Linked DNA regions of Homo sapiens: region 2 is linked to region 1. The links are chromatin loops, found by intact Hi-C in ENCODE. Cell type or tissue: mammary epithelial cell. All regions are shown on one strand. Each heading gives the region's core, and the rest is flanking DNA. Links, peaks and the distances in the headings are about the cores only.

What was found. Hi-C counts contacts between places; a loop is a spot of excess contacts. Peaks named below come from ENCODE experiments on the same cell type or tissue, not always from the same donor. Only the 100,000 strongest peaks of a DNase experiment are listed, where the experiment ranks them.
Region 2: a loop joins it to region 1, with 2.4 times the contacts of the local background. A loop is called at or near these places in 11 of 110 quality-filtered maps.

What each region holds. Positions count from the first base shown.
Region 1 is chr10:13,798,376-13,801,183 of GRCh38, forward strand. All of the region lies in intron 4 of FRMD4A (FERM domain containing 4A), which reads right to left. Among named protein-coding and RNA genes, the nearest start is that of FRMD4A-AS2, 190 kb to the right of the region's middle. In mammary epithelial cell, for the core only: no CTCF peak of the experiment used is centred there; a DNase peak (open chromatin) is centred at 1,416.
Region 2 is chr10:13,967,831-13,970,638 of GRCh38, forward strand. The region is part of intron 2 of FRMD4A (FERM domain containing 4A); the gene reads right to left. Among named protein-coding and RNA genes, the nearest start is that of FRMD4A-AS2, 22 kb to the right of the region's middle. In mammary epithelial cell, for the core only: no CTCF peak of the experiment used is centred there; a DNase peak (open chromatin) is centred at 1,481; H3K27ac peaks cover 242 bases.

The DNA of each region.
Region 1 (2,808 bases), core at 205-2,704:
CACTCTAGCCTAGGCGACAGAGACTCTGTCTCAAGAAAAAATAAATAAATAGGACGGGCGTGGTGGCTCACGCCTGTACGCCTGTAATCCCCACACTTTGGGAGGCCAAGGCAGACAGATCACGAGGTCAGGAGATGGAGACCATCCTGGCTAACACGGTGAAACCCTGTCTCTACTAAAAAATACGAAAAATTAGCCGGGCATAGTGGCAGGCGCCTGTAGTCCCAGCTACTCAGGAGGCTGAAGCAGGAGAATGGCATGAACCTGGGAGGTGGAGCTTGCAGTGAGCCGAGATGGCGCCACCGCACTCCAGCCTGGGTGACAGAGCGAGACTCCGTCTCATAAATAAATAAATAAATGGAAGAGAGTATTGTAAGTAAAATAACAGGAGCAACTTCTTCCAGAAAGCTGGGATAAATTCTGTTCTGACTAGAACACAAGATCAGGAAACAGAAGGCCTGGGTGCCAATGTCATCTCTGCCCATGCCTGATAATGCCCCACAGGTTCCATGATATTTCAAACTTCTGTTCCTTAGCTCATGCTGTTCCTTCGTCCCAGTAGGCCTTTCCCTTCCTTCTTCCCCAGTGAGGTCCGGCCCATCCCGCAGGACTCAGCTCTCACGTCTCCGCTCCAGAAAGTCTTCCCACACCACACACCGGGTGGGATGGGGGGGTCCTCCTCCGACCCTTACAGCACCCACCCTAGGGGCTCACCCATTTCTGCACTTCCCAGTCTACAGAACTTGCTCTCTATGCATTCATTTTCCCCAGCTGACTTTTTAAAATTTATTTTTATTTTTTAGATGGAGTCTTGCTCTGTTGCCCAGGCTGGAGTGCAGTGGTGTGATCTAGTCTCATTGCAACCTCCGCCCTCCGGGTTCAAGTAATTCTCCTGCCTCAGCCTCCTGAGTAGCTGGGACTACAGGCGCAGGCCGCCATGCCCAGCTATTTTTTTGTATTTTAGTAGAGACAGGGTTTCACCGTGTTGCCCAGGCTGGTCACAAACTCCTGAACTCAGGCAATCCACCTGCCTCGGCCTCCCAAAGTCCTGGGATGACAGAGGTGAATGACTGTGCCCAGCACCAGTTGACTTTCTATATCTGGAAAATGCCACGAGATCTACCTCATGAGGAGAAAGTGTGCATGTCTGGTCAACTGGAAGGTGTCAGACAAATTATCTTAAGCTGCAACCACTTCCTTCCTGCCTCTGAAAATGCCCCCAACTCTGTGGGTCTTCTCTTGGGGCTCAGCCTCCTGCGAGTACACCATGTGTATGGCATGCGCCTGGCCTTCACTCATGCTGCCTCTCCTCCTTGGAACTGGAGAACTGTCTCTCCATCCCTTTATCTGAATGTTTAGCCATTGTGCAAGGCTGAGTTCAAGTCTTACTTTCAGTGAAGTCTTCCTTGATTGCCTAAGTCTGGGGTTTCTTTCAAACTTCTCCAGGGCTTCTGGTGTGTGTCATCTTCAAGGCATTTGGCATAATCTTGTACAATTAGTTATTTTTAAAAAATATGACCTAGGCTGGGTGAGGTAGCTCACACCTGAAATCCCAGCACTTTGGGAGGCTGAGGCAGGCGGATCACGAGGTCAGGAGTTCGAGACCAGCCTGACCAACATGGTGAAACCCCATCTCTACTAAAAAAAAATACAAAAATTAGCCAGGCGTGGTGGCACATGCCTGTAATCCCAGCTACTCAGGAGGCTGAGGCAGAAGAATTGCTTGAATCCAGGAGGCAGAGGTTGCAGTGAGCTGAGATGGCACTACTGCACTCCAGCCTGGGTGACAGAGCGAGACTCCATCTCAAAAAACAAAACAAACAAACAAAAAACATGACCTATCTCTCAACGATCAGTTTTCAACATTTACAGAAATTATCCCCCAAAACCTAGCACAGTGTATAGCAACTGTTAGGTGCTCAAAAGAAGTATTTGCTCATTGATTTGAATGACTGCCTGCAAGAGCAAGCCATCCAATGACAATGTAGGCTTAAATATTCATCTTTTGTCTTACCATATTTTATGATAAACAGTCTGATGGGAATAACCTTTTCATTATTCTCACAAGACAAGGCTTTCAATCACCCACAGACTGGAATGATACAAAAATACAGTGATTTTTCTCTGGCCACCAGCTCAAAGAATAAGGAGGACCTGAGAGAGAGAGAGAGAATATTCCATTTGTGGAATATTCAAGATTAGTCAATGGTCCAGGCTTGAGATATCCTCATACCACTCCACTGGCATATGAGTGACCACACACACTGCAAGAGATTAGACTTAGGTCCCTGGGGGTCACCATTCACATGTGATGAACTTCAAGGTGGGGACATGTCGCATGAAGGGACACAGACAGATGTCATTTGGATTCCAGTCTGTTGGGTTTACGCACTGCCAATTCTTCTTCATCCACAGAGGACAAACAGACAGATGGATTCCCCCTCTAGAAAACTTTATTCCCCACATTAAACTGTCTAAAAGAATGACTTTTTAAGCCATGAATCTGACTGGCAATTCCTTTGTTCCCGGCCATCTATTGGTTTAACATTTATCAAGCAATTAAATAGACTAGAAAGGAAAGTAAGAAAATGGGCCAGGTACAGTGGCTCATGCCTGTAATCCCAGCACTTTGGGAGGCCATGGCAGGTGGATCACGAGGTCAGGAGATCGAGACCATCCTGGCCAACATGCTGAAACCCCGTCTCTACCAAAAATACAAAAACTAGCCAGGTGTGGTGGCACGTGCCTGTAGTCCCAGCTTCTTGGGAGGCTGAGGCAGGAGAATCGCTTGAACCTGGAAGGCAGAGG
Region 2 (2,808 bases), core at 199-2,698, 170 kb after region 1:
AGCCCAGGAGTTTGAGACCAGTCTGGACGACATGGCGAAACCCCATCTCTACAAAAAATACAAAAATTAGCTGGGCGTGGTGGCGCATGCCTGTGGTCCCAACTACTTGGGAGGCTGAGGTGGAGGATCCCCAGAGCCCAGGAGGTCGGGGCTGCAGTGAGCCATGATTACACCACTGCACTTCAGCGGGGGCGCTTAAGACATTTTATACATATTTAAAGTGGCTCCCCAGTGATCCTGATGCTGCCTTTTGCTATGTGCAGAATGAGGCCCCTTCAGTTCAGTGGCTCCGGGTGGACTGCACATTAGTATCAAAAACCTTTAGACCATCCCAACACCTAAGCCCCGGATCAACTAAATCAGAACCGCTGGGAGTCAGGACTGAGTATGGGTGTGTTTAAAAAGTTCCCTAGGTGAACTCATCCAGAGCCATCAGCCATCGCCTTAGCCAATGAAGACACCGCAAACTACAAAAAAGTACTGCTTAAAATCGCTAATAAATAAATACACTCAAGATGAGTCTTTCCCAAGATCAAAGACAGCTAAAATACAATATTTCAACAAAAACAACATTTCACATTTGTATCTTTCTTAGTCTTTGTGACACACTTTCACATCCATCGCTTATTTTATTTTTTTGAGACGTAGTCTCACTCTTCTCACCCAGGCTGGAGCGCAATGGTGCGATCTCAGCTCACTGCAACCTCCACCTCCTGGGTTCAAGCGATTCTCCCGCCTCAGCCTCCCGAGTACCTGGGATTACAAGCATGTGCCACCATGCCCGGCTAATTTTTTGTATTTTTAGTAGAGATGGGGTTTCTCCATGTTGGTCAGGCTGGTCTTGAACTCATGACCTCAGGTGATCCACCCACCTTGGCCTCCCAAAGTGCTAGGATTACAGGCGTGAGCCACTGCACCTGGCTCCATCACTTATTTAATCCCTACAATGCATGAAGCTATCATTCCCATTCTGTAATGGAGAAAGCAAAGGCTAGGAGTGACTAACAGATTTTTTTTTTGAGGGGGGAGTGAAGTTTTTCTTGAGCAAAGGTAGCTGCTCTCTGCACTTTTCTCAAATCCTCTATTTGTTGAAATGCAGTTCTTGCGTTCTTGGCTCTTTCCTGTGAGACTATGAAGAATGGAAAATGGCCCATGTATTATTACAGATATGTCTTTAAAACGGCCCTGGTTGGCAGTAGAAAGGAGGGCTGGGGAAGGTAAATGCTGACCATGGGTTGGTAATCTTGGACCTCCTGCAGACCACCCCAGCCTGGTCTTGCTCTGGGCCGCCTCTTCTTCTCCCAGGCCCCTCGGCCTGGCTCTGCAGGCTGCTAACCAGTCCTTGTTCACTGAGCCTCCCAGGTTGGTGAATTGGTTTAGACTTGCCATCCTGGCTGCCTTCCAGACCCACCCATGGGGATTACCTCCCAGCTGCCTGGGTTGGACATATCTGCCCCCAAGGGCCTGGCTTGGCCAGAGACCACAGACAAGCACGAGGCGTGGTTAGCCTTTGAGCCCCAAACGCCTATGATGGGGCCAGGCACCTATCTGCTGCTGAGGACCTGTCTGCAGAGTTGAACTGAGTCATGCTTGAGCAGGAATGTATTCTTTTTCCAGGCCCGGTGGCCAATCATTCAGCACTCTCTACAGTATACTTACGACATTAATGGAAATCCTAAAAAATGGCCCCTGAGGCGGGGCTAGCCCACCCTGCTTAGTTGATTTAAAAGACAAAGAGTGCCAGATGTGGTGGCCGACACCTGTTATCCCAGCGCTTTGGGAGGCCGAGGCAGGAGGATCACTTGAGGACAGGAGTTCAAGACTAGCCTGGCCAACGTAGTGAGACCCCCATCTCTACAAAAAAATTCTAAAAAATAGCTGAGCATGGTGACATGGTCCCAGCTATTTGGGAGGCTGAGGTGGGAGGATCATCTGAGCCCAGGGAGGTTGAGGCTGCAATGAGTCGTGATTGCACCACTGCACTGCAGCCTGGGTGACAGAGCAATAACCTGTTCCCTCCCCCACCAAAAAAAGAAAGAGATGAAATGAAAGTGAGAGGTGGAGGCCAGAAGCCAGGGCTTCAAAACTCATTTGTAATCACTGGAAAGACAGAATCATCTTGACTAAGTAATTACCCCCACATACCCAGCTTGGGGACTTTTGACTCTAAATCACGGTTTCAGAAAAGCTTCAAATGGACAAACCAGCCACATTACTGCTTGAATCTCCCAGCTGGGGGATTTTTTTTCCCCCAGGATTCTTTCAGATTCACAGCTTGTCATGGGAAATCTTATGTGAACTTTTCGGATGCTGGTCAAATTTGGAAGGATTTCTCTAAAAGTTTCTTTTATATATGATCTATGACAGACACACTTGATATTTAGAGTGAAGCTTTTAGGTACGTGCCCTTCAAGCACGAGAATTCTAGAAAAGTCTTCAGAAGCCATGTAAAGGGTCTACCCCCCGCCTGCCCAGGGGCAGGTGAAGAAGCAGGAGCAGGGGTCCTGCGGGGCTGTGCCCATCTGTGAAATCAACCCGACACCCTTGGGCACATCTTCCAGGGCGCCTCCCTCCCCTGAAAGTCCAGACATTCCAGGAGGAGGGGTGGAGCGAGGGGACGGGTGGTTTAGCCAGTGCGTTTTATTAAGGAATTATAGACCACCAAATTACACCTAAAAATACAAAGGCCAGCTGTGCATGCTGGGTTACAAGTATTGTCATGAGCCAGCTTACAGAGGGAGGGCCAAAACCACTCAAGTCGACTTAATGAAATAAACTGGGTTACAAACACCCGTGAGAGGAGGAAAA